Regions from separate parts of the Homo sapiens genome. Here region 2 is linked to region 1. The links are chromatin loops, found by intact Hi-C in ENCODE. Cell type or tissue: heart right ventricle. All regions are shown on one strand. Links, peaks and the distances in the headings refer to the core of each region. The heading gives the core; the rest is flanking DNA.

Region 1 (6,699 bases), core at 1,340-3,839:
ACCTTACACAAGAAATAACTGGGCAAGCACATCTGTCCAACAGCTGCCTGTCCAATCTCAGACTGGTGTCATCATTGTTATTGATTCTTGTAGCCAAGGATAATTATTTTTAAACCATTATGTAATCCTCTTCATTTTTTCTTTAAAAACTTTTGTCTTTCTTTGCCTCCCTAAATAAGCACATTATTTACAATGACATGTGCACTCCCATTGTAAGGTTCTCTTCCCAAATAAACATCATTTTCTTTTAGAGAGTCTCACTCTATATTTATTTATTTATTTTGAAACTGGACCTTGCTCTGTCACCCAGGCTGGCGTGCAGTGATGCAATCATAGCTCACCGCAACCTGGACCTCCTGGGCTCAAGCAGTACTCCTCCCTCAGCTTCCTAAGAAGCCGGGACTATAGGTGCTCACCACCACACCCTGCCTGTATTTGTTATTTAGGTTGACGTAAGAAATATGAAGAACCAAAGAATCCTGTCACAACTTTTCTTATTCATGTTACTTTCCTGAACTGGACAAACACTCATGATGGAAATGATGACCTAGAAGGAAACAGAAAGACAGGGAAAAGCATAGTTCCTTTTCCTTCCTGCCCCTTCTTACTTATCAGTAAACTGAAAGTAAGTGGTATTGGTAGAGCATGTGCTTGAAATAAAGACAGCTGAGTGAGGTAGTTTCCTACAGTGATATCCGCTATCCTTGTAAGAACAAACTACATCTGCATGTATTAACTACAAAATACAAATTTTGTAATAATTTTGGTGGTTCTGCATAGAAGCTAAATGCTCAAATATTTGCATCTAAAACTGTCATTGCATAATATAAAAAAGAATAGTTAAATTCATATTAATAATTTTTATTTGATTATTTTATTTTCCTTTCAAATAGTATTAAATAACAAATGAAAAAACACACTATGACAAGTCAAAGGAGAGATTATGGAATATCAGAAAAAGCTTCATAGTTAAGTACCTTTAGCTACACTTACTTTTGGCTTTTTGAATAAAAGACTCCACATTTTCATTTTGCCCTAGAATCTGCAAATTATGTATCTGGTTCTGCCTGTGGAAAACAGGATCCAACTCAGAGAGTTCAATAAACTTTAGTGAAGAAACTAAATAAATTTGGGCAGAAGGCAGGGAACTGGCAGGGATTTAAAGCACTGAGACTAGCAACAGTGAAGAGTCATTACCACCCTGGACCTGAAGAAGCAGGGGATAACATATTTTCATCTCAGACTATGAGAGTGAGTAGTTGGGAAAAACACATCCTGACCTCTGTCTCCCCTGCCCTTGGATCTCTTTCCTGTACTTTCCTTTGGCAAACCCAACTGGAAGCCAGCCATCTAGGGAGCCTGGGGCATGCGGTCCATGGGGTCAGGGCAATAAAACATGTCAGTGAAGGGCAAAGAAAGTATCTGAGGTGAAGGCAAGTTGAGTATAACTGTGGCACAGTGAAAAATAAATATTTGATCTCTGACCCCAGTTTTGGGCACAAAGCCCCTAAAATCCTTCAAGTCTCCAGAGTGATAATAGTATCTTTTGAATGTTCCTAGCAAGGATCTCTAAATAGCTTCAGAATTGGGGGCTGGTTGCCAGATTAAAGGGTTGAAACTTTCAGCCCCACCCTGCCCCCTTTGGGGGAAGGGGGAAGGTCTGGAGATTGAGATCAGTCACCAATGGCCAATGATGTAATCAATCATGCCTACCTAATGAAACCTTCATCAAAACCCTTAAAAGGGTTTTGAAGCGCTTCTAGGTTGGTGAGCACCTCAAAGTGCTAGGAGGCATGGAAGAAGCTCTGCGTCTCTCCCCACCAAACCTTGCCCTATATATGTCTTCCCTTTGTGTGTTTCTGAATTGCATCCACTATAATAAACCACTAGGTATAAATGCAGTGTTTTCCTGAGTTCTGTGAGTCATTCTTGTAAACTATCAAACTGGAGGAGGGAAGGGAGACTGATATGGAAATGCAGGAACTTGTAGTTGGCCAGGCAGAAGTGTGAGGAGCCTAGGTACCCTGTTTGCAGCCAGCATCTAAATTGAGGGCAACTTGTGGGACTTGAGCAATCTGTACAGTCCAGATAGTTAGTGTCAGAATTGAATAGAATTGTTGGACACCAAGTTGACATTGGAGAATTAGTTGGTGTTGGAAAAAAACACCTACCCGGTGTCAAATGTGGTACCAGAAGTGGTATCTCCTTTTTTTTTGGTTGATCATACCTATCTGGAAAAGTTTATAAGAATAAGCAAACTTGGCACATGTGTCCAAAGATGAATCTTCAAATTTTTAAATCCAGGTGTTGCCAAGTTATTTAAGCCTTACTCATTGTTAACTGAGCATAAGCTAGATAAATATGAAGGCAGGCAAAAAACCTTCATACAGTGACTGCCAGGGCATGACTGTAGTTTGAAAGGCTTGTGAAAATCAACCTTTTCTGTGTCCAATAGCATAAATGGAGCTCATTAAAATAAGCCTCTTTCAAGTTATTGAATGTCTGCCAAGAAGACACCTTTGTTCTGAAAACTCTAAGAAACCTCCTTGTGGTTTTAGAAGAGAAATTATACAAACCCCTGTTATAAGTCCCAGATATTCTGTGTGTAATAAGAAAAAAGGGGGAAGGGCAGTTGTACTCGGTAGTTGCTATGCAACAATGCATGTGGCCATTGCTATTTTAGATTTAATAACCTTTAACACATGCACTTTCTTGGACATGCAGCGAATTTACAGCAAGTAGCGCTCACGTTGATTCTGCCTCTTCATCTGAAATGCCAGTGCCATGTTAAATTTGTGGTCCATGACATACCAGAGGCCTGGCAGTTCAGGTTAATATACTGCTGAATTCCTACAATGTGGACCTTACAGTGACTGTTAATTGAAAAGCTGTGCTCAATGTCAAATTAATGTGCCATGGAGTTATGTTTTGGCTTAAATGCAAAGCCAGATAACTAATCTCTGTCTCTCATATATTAGCAGAATGCTGAGCTCATTATTGCCCTTGTAAACTGGCAATATTCTCTGGAATGCCAGCCTATTGAGCCTTCATTAGGAACAGAGGGTGTCCTTCTTCAGTGGCAGTCGTTTTTTCTCTTCCACCCAAGTTTAACCTTGAGAGGGGTGTGTGTGTGTGTGTGTGTGTGTGTGTGTGTGTAGTTGGCTACCCCAAATTAAGTTGTGTACATTGTATACCAAGATCACGTATTACAATTATTATAATTACTGGTAGCACTTATGGAGCAAGTGCATTATGCCTAGTACTAGTTTAACCTCTTTATATTAATCTCTTATATAATCTTCAAAATAGCTCACAATATATGGAACATATAGCCCTATGCTATTAGCTATGGAAAATAGCAGATTATCAGTAAATGCTCGTCAAATGTTCAATCTGATGTTAGCCACTATGGGGGCTATTCCTTTCTCTTTTGTCCTGAAAGCCCTCCTTCTCCCTTATTCTGGAATGTTTACCTCGATCTCCTCCCATTTACTACTATGGTGGTGGGCATGTAACCCAGGTTAGGCCAATAATAGTACCTCCCTCTTATTACCAAAAGTTAGCTCATAACCCAAGCCAAGCCAATGAAAGCCCTTCCTAGAAGTGTTCAAAATTATTTGAAGGTGAGAAAATGTCTTTTACGCCCTTCTCTGATTGTGCTGTTATTAACATGTAGGATTGGGGACAAAAATGAGTAACCCAGGGTGCTTAGGGCATGAAATTTAAGGAGGCATTGACTGTCAGTGTCGTGCAAGTGCAAAGTTGATACTTGAAAATAAGTGTCTCCTTAAATTTTCTACCCAGTGTGTCTGCCTCTCTAGCCACAGCCTAGTTGCAGCCCTGCTAAGATGTGAACCTAGAAGTGCCAGTGGCACTTCCTTCAGCCACATGAAGAACTAATTTCATTTGAAGAGAATGAAATCAATAAGCAAAGTAGGTCTGCCTCCAACATTTGCAGAGCCCAAGGCAAGAATACAAATGAGCCCACATCTCATATATCTAAATATTTAAACATTATCAATAAGGCTGTACCAATAGCCCAGCTGACGTTTGTGCCTGGAGACCAACAGACGCTCCCAGAATCACCACTCAGAGTCCAGAGGTTGAAGGGGCTGCACTCCTCTCCACTGACCCGCCAGTATTGGTACGTGCAAACATGAGGGGCAGTAGAGATCGCTGGGGTAGACAGGCAGAGCTGGACAGAGCCCAGGACAGGCAAAACCCAGGACTCCTGGAAGGTAAGCGCCCCCTGCCCCAGAGGACTCACCCAGGACTCACCCTGGCCCCGTCACTGAGAAAGTGGGATAAGGCATCAATGCAAGAGGGTTTTCTTTCCTTACGTCTCATTTTCCTGACTTAGAATTTCCAGGCCATTCTAGCATAGCAGTTCAGAATACCAGAGGGGAAAGACAGGTATACATATCTGTAGAATCCAGTCTGTAATAAAATGCAAAGTAGTTTTTTTTATATATATATATCAGAGCATCCTATCTTAGTGTCCCAGGAGAGAGCTTAAATTTTTTTCTCCTGTAATTCCTGTTTCACAAAAATCACCAAACTTACAAAAAAAGAGGTAGTTGAAAGATATATATATATCTTTCAACTACCTCTTTTTTTTAGTAACTATCTCTTTTTTATGCTGACCTCAGGGTCAGCATAAAGCAGGGCCCCTAAGGCAGAGGTCCCTAAGTTACTAAGTGTAAACTGACAGGACCCTAAGGTGCTGGGTCTTCCAAGTACAAGATGTCTTCAGGCGGCCATCCCTTAAGATATTGGGCTTGGTTGCGCTTAGCAGGCACACTTTTCATCCTCCATCCCTAGAGGCTGAGCAAGCTGAGTCAACTATGTGGCCCAGAACTCTTAGGCAGTCGAAGTGTTCCACTTGCAATTTGAGAGTAGGGGATGAGGCTTGAAGAACAAACAGGAGCTGTCCAGGTGAAATGCAGTGGGGTGGAAAGGGGGAGTCCTTGCTAACCAAAAAGACTATCAGGAGAAGAGAATGTAAGGCAAGAAAGAGTTCAGCAAATTCAAGGAATTGAAAAGTGTCCCATAGAGAAAAGAGCAAGAGAGAGAGAGAGAGAGAGAGAGAGAGAGAGAGAGAGAGAATGAATGTGACTGTGGAAATTGACAGGAGCACCATCAAGCTGGACTTGCAGCACCAGTATATCATTGATGGGAAGTTATTTAAGGAAATGACTCATAAGATCTGACATAGGGTTTCAAGGCTCCGTCTGTGGGCCGGACTCAGCTCCAGCTTGGACCAGGGCTGTGACATAGGGCATGTTGGGATGCATGTGTTTAATGTCTGTCTTCTGTGTCCAGGTTCTGGGAGGATTTCTTACAGGCATTTTCTCCCCCAACTTGTTTCTCTCTCAGCTGTCAGTTCAACCTAACTTTATCCATGACATGGAGCAGGCCAGCTACAGCAGGAGGGCTTTTTATCTCCATGTGAGATTAGTAGCAGACAAGTTCCCTGGGTCACAAAAATGGCCAGAGAGACTGTTGGAGTTTTAAAAATATCCCTTTAGACCAACTTGTGCATGAAACGAACTGGAAGAACAAAGAAAACAAAGCTTTGGTAAATGTGAAACCCCCTCAACCTCTCTACTACTCAGGTATGGTTTTAAAATGTCATACTGGAAACAGCTCAAGAACAAAGGCTGCCTCTACCCAAGTAAAAGAAGTGTACATACAGGATAATTATCTGTCCAAACTCATCTACAACTATACCTGAGTTATGTAGATAATGCAGGCAAAAATATATTTAATTATCCAGATAAGATTCTGGATGTCATGACTTTTATTTGCATGTATAAATAGCCATATGCAGGGTGTTCGACGTCAGGTTTCAGCTTTCAGTTTTTTTTTCTTCCTAAAGTGTTGGGAGATATCTTAAGCAGCTCAAAATTATCTTACTCCAATATTTATCAGTCAAACACTTCGCTATGGACAAAGTGTTAATAGAGGTTCTAGCGGGATATATTATGGGATTTGGAAATCTTATCCTAAAGCAAACTTCATCTCAAAAGATGAGCTTGTGCATGATTTGATATATACTCCCTCATTCACTTTAGAAGAAGCCAAAGGCAAATGTAAATAGAGATAAAAATGAAGAGGCATTTAAGGCAGACAAAGGCCAAATGGCCAGCTTTTGTGTTCTGTATTGGAAGGGTGGAGTTTCCTGGTATTCAATAAAAAGACTATTTTTATTGAACAAATCCACCCAACAGTGTAGCCTGCATCAATTGAATCCTTCCAATGAAGAGATTAGAATTTTATGCTGTATCTATATTCTAGTGTGTATCCATAGGGTGGGATTATCAACCACTACTGACATTTTGGACTGGATAACCGTTGGATACATGGGGAGGGAGTGAGGGGCTGTCCTGTGTATTGTAGGATGCTTAGCAGCATCTCTGGTTTATGTCCACTAGATTCCAGAAGCTCCTACCAACCACTAGTCAGGACACCAAATTTATCTCACAGACCTTTCCAACTGTCTTTTGGGTCTAAAATCACTCCTGGTTGAGAAACATGGTTGTAGAGGATATTGAGAGATGTTTGGGCAGCCAAACCCCAATTTATTTTTAAGAAATTGACTTTGGCCATCAAGATAAATTCATGAACCTGTTATTTCATTGCAAGAGAAGAAGGGATCCTTGAAGGTTCATTTAGCTAATGTCATAGTCTCATCAACCT
Region 2 (6,699 bases), core at 2,142-4,641, 78 kb after region 1:
AAAAAGGGCAGGATAAAATGGAAAAACTAAGTTTATGTTAAATTAATTTCTGAAGTAAGCCATCTCTTTGAAACTGCTCCTAGCAACTTTCCATCCCCCTTCTACTCTCCACCTCCAATCCCCAGGCTTTAAATAGGATGAAGGGTTAAACCTTTTACTGGTGAAGAAGTATTTATGTGCATTTAGTGAAGAGAGAAAATATTTTATTAGCAGACTGCTGCTGGGGAAAATTGGTCCTCTTGATATATGTGAGAAAGTAAATGTGTCCCTTTCACCTGAAACTGCTACATCTAAGTCTACTAACTTCAATTGTCTTGACAAAAATGATTTAACAAAGTAGAGAATAATAGGGGGACCTAGGAGGAGGATTCTAGAGGAAGGAAAAAGTACTGCAACATCTAGGCCTTAGGCCCTTCACCATGAGAAACCTTAGAAATGGACCTAAATAGCATCCGAGAGGGTGAGGTACTCTGGGAGATTTGTCTGTGAGAAAATGATAGGTTTCACATTTAATAAGATGCAGTCTTTCAGTTTCCGCTGAGGCAAGACATAATTTTGTTTTTAGTTCAGTTGGATCATTTCCATCAGCTTGCCAACATGGAATGAGATCCCGTATGGACAAACAAACAAAAACAATTCCACGATCCCTGCATTTACCCAACAGTATCTAAGCTTCTGATAAATTCTTGTTAAATGAATGTATGAAACAAAAACATATACTGTGAATTTATGAAAATGTTAACTAGAATTCCATTTGAAAGTTGATTTGTGGTCAGGTGCGGTGGCTCACACCTGTAATCCCAGCAGTTTGGGAGGACGAGGTGGGCGGATCACGAGGTTAGGAGTTCAAAACCAGCCTGGCCAACATGGTGAAACCCCGTCTCTACTAAACGTACAAAAAATTAGCCAGGTGTGGTGGCAAGCACCTGTAATCCCAGCTACTTGGGAGACTGAGGCAGGAGAATCGCTTGAACCCGGGAGGCAGAGGTTGTGAACCACTGCACTCCAGCCTGGGCGACAGGACGAGACTCCATCTCAAAAAAAAAAATTGTGTTGTTTCTGTTTCTTTCCTTAGTTCTATATTTCTAACGTCTTTAACACTATTGTCAATGAGTAGTGGAATAGTAATTACTTTACATAGACCAGGAATGACTCTATCCTCTCTTTTTGAATGAGATAGGAAAATGATTTTCTGGAAGTTGGAAAGTGACCTGAAGTTGCAAATTCTGGCCAGCAGATGTGACCGCTATCTGAAGGTTTGAATTTGTTATCAGCAAGGAAAACTGAGAAAATTCTGTTAGATGTGTTCTGAATAACTTTTTTCCTATCTTAAAGATCTGTTCTATCAACGCTGGGAGACACAACATGGCAAGACAGCAGATTATTGCACAGAAGGGACTGACTTCTGTATACAGGACACAGAAATGTAGGTCTCCACATTTTCCTTGTTTATATTGCCTAGTTTATATTGTGCTAGTTTATACTGCCTACCTGTGTTCTGTAGAAAATGAATCTGCCCACCCTTGATTATGTCAGAGGTGTTGTTGTTTGTAATTTGTTTGGACAAATTCCTTAGCCAATTTCATAAAACAAACAAGTCCAGTAATGTAGGATATATATGGACTTTTAAAAGTCTGGATGAAATTTCAACAGAAATAAAATGTGGGGCTATTACTCTCCAGTTAAAAAGACTAAACTTGCGCGCACACACACACGCACACACACCCACATGCGCACGCACACGCGCGCACATGAACACACACACGCACATGCACACACAAGCACACATGCACATGCACACATACACACACACGCACACATGTGCACACACATGCGCACACACCCACACACGCACATGCACGCACATGCACACGCACGCGCACACATGCAGACGCACACACGCACACACACGCACACGTGCACACACACAATGCACACACACACGCACACAATGCTAAATTGACAGAACAGCAAAGTGTTGATGACTGAGAAAAACGGTTCCCATCCACTGTCTCCATGGTAATGCCTGCTTTTTAAAAAGGGTGCTTTATAAATTAATATACATTTAAGAGGAAAAAGGCATACCCATTAGAGGAAAGATTACAAGGGTTTAGTTGGGTTCTGCTTTCCAACCGATCCTTCTTTTTGGCATTAGTGCTCTGAACCCTGGCGTCTCTTTTGAAGAGAGTGAGGGAGCAAATCCAGTTCTTGACCTTGGAACTTAATATTTCCTTATTTCCAGCTTCCAGTACCATTTAAATTTTATCATATTTTTACCTTGTTAAAAATGCCTGAGATTTCAACAGAGTCTTACTGGGAGCTTTTGATTGTTAGCATTTATCAGTTCAGAAAATTACCTGTTTGTTTGTTTCTTCTTCCCATTTTTGAGGTGAAAGTTCAGCACATGAATTACATAATAATGTCAGGAAGTAGGCCATGATGCCTTGCTTTTAGCAGTTGACATTTTTGAAGTTCCTGGGATGAAAACGTTGCTTCAAGTCACTCTGAAATGTGCATTGTATTGAATTTATGCATATTGATTTGGCACTTGGTTAGCCTCCTTGAAAATTTGGACCATTTTTCAAAGCTTCCTTTTTTGAGTTACTCATAAGTCAGGAGTTTTTCATCTCTTTTTGCCAATCAACATTTAGCCTCTCTTGTTATTTTCTCCAGGTTCCATGATTTTTATAACTCAATATTTATGAGTGATTTAAATCTGAGTTTCTCAAAAAATGCAATATTGTATATATTGCTCAATTCATTCCCCAAATGTAAACAAGACCTAAAATACGGATGCCATGTTTCAGTATGGATACATTCCCAAAGTTCATATCTTTGCAAAAATATTTATCAAAAAGTTTACTGTAAGCACACACACACACACACACACACACACACACACACATACACATAAAAAAGTAAGAAAGGTACAACAATTATCCTTTTGCATGAGAAGAAATTCGTGTTAAATTATCCATGCCTTTCATAGAACGCTTCCAGTTGCAAAGTTCCTCTTTTTTTAGCATTATAAAACTCCACAGATTATCCCTTGCTCTCAAACATGCCTGTGTGTATGTTTATAATAACAGAAGGGAAAATGTCCTTTGGACAGGAGACTTGCTTCTCCTGGGGCTTGAGTTCTGTGAAGCAGTGCCAGCAACCTCACATGCAATGATGATTTGTACTTAAGCCATTAGCTTCAGAAACACCTCCCAGGAGCAGTCTGAGACCAAAGCCCTGGTTTCCTGTGCGGTGTTTGCTGACATTCTTGTACAGAATGCTTGTTAGAGGCATTGTCATGCATTTCCAAGGGACCTTAAGAAATAATAAATCCGTACCACCTCGCTACTGTTTTTATGAATAAATGCCCGTTCCTGACCTTATCTTTTGGCACCGCCTGGCAATAACTTCTCCACACCTCTGTACTATGGGTATTGTCAAAGAAAAAGTCTGTACGGTTTTATTCTTTAGAGAATTATTCCAACTCCCTCAGGCATTTCCTAGGATGAACAATTCTGCGCAGGGATAAATACAGGCTGATAAAAATGGGTCATCCCACAATGCAATTTTTCCCAAGAAAAGCCAGAAAACAAATTGGGGACACTGTGAACCCTGATCCAGACGTAAGTCAGTAAGAGGATGTTATAAAAGTGAAGCCAACCTATGGTTATAAATAATCGCCTGAAGTAGAAGTGAAAATGCCATTATGGCAAGAGCCATCACCCATAGCCTTTGGAAGTTCTGTCCTCTCTTTACAGTGTGGATCTGTTAAGTTTGCCTTATTTTTTGCTGCCACCCTAACTACTCCTGTATTGTTAATAATAGTCAAAGCACTAAGGTTTGCAAATGTTTCATATCCTAAAAGTAATAAATTAAGTCCTGCCACAATTGTTAGTGCCATTTGTCCTGTCCATCCAATGAATGAATGAATGAACGCATTTATGCATGAGTGAGAACTGCCTCCTTTCTGTAGGACTGATTCTTAAAGTAGCTTCCACCTGCCATGGGCACCCTTCTCTGAGCAATCAAAATAGGATGGGTTCAACTCATTCCAAACTGGTTGTCTAACTCTTCTTTAAAAAAAGTCATTATTTTTCATAAGTTTTCAACTTGTACACATCAACTGATATTGTTTATACTATGAATTTAAAAGATATAAACACACATGCAAGTTACATCATGTTTGCATTAACTTTCAACCGCTGTCTTTACCACAATTCAAATATTCTTAACAGATATAGAAAAGAACCTTATTTTCATCATCTCCTTTTTTTTTTTTTTAGCTGCTCTGTATTCCTGCTTTATGGGGACTTTTTTCTCGCCCTATATTGTCCTGATTAAGGCCACAGAAGTTAGTCAGCCACAGGCTAGGGCAGTCATAGAAACTTATTTATTTGGATGTAACCAAGTAACCAAGGCCAAGCCAATCTGTCTTTATCTAGAATATTTCAAGCTGGAATTTGAGTTCCAGTGTCTCTAGTGCTTGTGTTATGTGGTATAACTGTGTGTGCTAAGAGTTATTTTGGCTATCTTCCCAGATGAATGGAGAAAGTATCATACTAGGAGAGAATACAACTAAGTGGTCCAAAGAAGCAGAGCTGAAAGAGAATGGGAGAAAAAATATACTATTTTGAGGTACTGTAGGCAATTGTGCTTGAAGTAAACTCCTCAGTTCTATAACACACTGAGTTTCATTTTTTGCTGAAATAAGTTTGAGTTTTGTTTCTGTCATTTGCAATCAAAGAGCACTGACATCCAGAACACATTTCACCTGACTTAGAGGGCCTGGAGAGTATGCCCATCTCTAACTCCCCCAGGCTGCCCATCTCTAACTCCCCCAGGCTGCCCATCTCTAACTCACTCAGGCTGCCCATCTCTAACTCCCCCAGGCTGCCCATCTCTAACTCCCCCAGGCTGCCCATCTCTAACTCCCCCAGGCTGCCCATCTCTAACTCACTCAGGCTGCTTTGTGCACTTAGGGTTAAAATCTCCTAGGGCTTTCCTCCTCCTCTCTCTCATGGAAATGATTATATCATTGTTAGCTTACCAGTTGATGATCATAGTGAGAGTTATATCTCTGGATCTCTTTGGCTAATCTAAATGTCCGTCTTTGTGCTTCCAAGCAATGAGTGAAAAACCCTCCCTTCATCTGGCCTTTCTTATGTGCAGGTTTCTCCTGGTAGAGGCAGAAAAGGAGAAGAGACATTTTCATCCCTCTACAGTCCATGAGATTTATCTCAACTCTTATGTACTAAACAGAAGAAAGTTACGTTGGTGACTGTTCTTTCCTGTGATTTCTCTTTCAAAAGTAACTCTTTGTATAATTATCTTACATTAAATATATTAATTTTTTTAGAATTAAGTATGTAACAGCAAAAGGGCTACCATAAGTAGCTCCATTTTTGTGTATGGGGCCTTTGCCCATTTCTGAATGTAAGCTGGGATAATTTTAGAGCACTGAGATGCAATCATGTAGTCTTTGGAAACTAACTCTGGGATTAAAGGAAAAGTATGTAGTAAATGACTAGCACTGCTTTGTTGAAACTTTCTAGGAGCATTGGGACCTGACCAGGGACAAAGAAGTTCCCAGCTCCCCCGGACCCTCACTGGTGCCCAGATGTCTGTGATTGTTGATCGTGTCCAGAACCCAACCCCATTCCCCTCCCCCTTCCCTTAATGTAAGACGAGCCTGGCTGGCACAGTGGCTTACGCCTATAATCCTAGCACTTTGGGAGGCCGAGGCGGGTGGCCCACCTGAGGTAATGAGTTTGAGACCAGCCTGGCCAACATGGCAAAACCCTGTCACTACTAAACATACAAAAATTAGCTGAGTGTGGTGGTATGGGCCTGTAGTCCCAGTTACTCATGAGGCTGAGGCAGAAGGATTGCTTGAGTCCAGGAGGTGGAGGTTACCATGAGTCCAGATAGCACCACTGCACTCCAGCCTGGGTGGCAGAGCAAGACCCTGTCTCAAAGCAACAACAACAACAACAAAAACAAACAAACAAAAAACAGCCTGAAATTTGTCCTTGTCCTGACTTAAGATGGTACTTTAGGATGCTAGTTCACCTTCTTGGTTTGCTGGCTTTCCACATAAACCTGCTTTTCCTCCCCGCAACTCTCATCTCTTGAGTTCTGGCTCTCCAGTGTCAAACACCTGAATCTGGTTTTGGCTACAAGTGTATTGGCTACTCCTTATTTATTTATTTATTTGTGACAGAGTCTTACTTTGTTGCCCAGGCTGGAGTACAGTGGTGCTATCTTGGCTCACTGCGATTCCCGGGTTCAATTGATTCTCCTGCTGAGGCAAGAGAATCCTGAGTAGCTGGGATTACAGGCATGTGCCACCATGCCTGGCTAATTTTTGTATTTTTAGTAGAGATAGGGTTTCACTGTGTTGGCCAGGCTGGTCTCGCACTCCTAACCTCAAGTGATCTGCCGGTCTCGGCCTCCCGAAGTGCTGGGATTACAGGCATGAGCCATCCTTATAAGCATATTTTTATAGAGCCTTTGTCTCTCTAAAAAATGTGTGTGTGTGTGTGTGTGTGTGTGTGTGTGTGTGGTGTAGTGTGTACATAATTTATCTTTTTAAAAGAGAATGTTTTCAATAAGAAATTCACAGTGGTTTACTCACAACCTTATTAGAATAGGTTTCTCAGTTTGAGGCTCATGACATTGTTGAAAAATGATGAAGCTTAT

The links. Peaks named below come from ENCODE experiments on the same cell type or tissue, not always from the same donor. Only the 100,000 strongest peaks of a DNase experiment are listed, where the experiment ranks them.
Region 2: it touches region 1 in a loop (2.1-fold over the local background); 3 of 110 quality-filtered maps call a loop at or near these places.

Annotation. Positions count from the first base shown.
Region 1 is chr20:55,172,476-55,179,174 of GRCh38, forward strand. No RefSeq gene overlaps it. Among named protein-coding and RNA genes, the nearest start is that of LINC01440, 250 kb to the right of the region's middle. In heart right ventricle, for the core only: no CTCF peak of the experiment used is centred there; no DNase peak of the experiment used is centred there.
Region 2 is chr20:55,249,533-55,256,231 of GRCh38, forward strand. No RefSeq gene overlaps it. Among named protein-coding and RNA genes, the nearest start is that of LINC01440, 170 kb to the right of the region's middle. In heart right ventricle, for the core only: no CTCF peak of the experiment used is centred there; a DNase peak (open chromatin) is centred at 3,199; H3K27ac peaks cover 1,761 bases.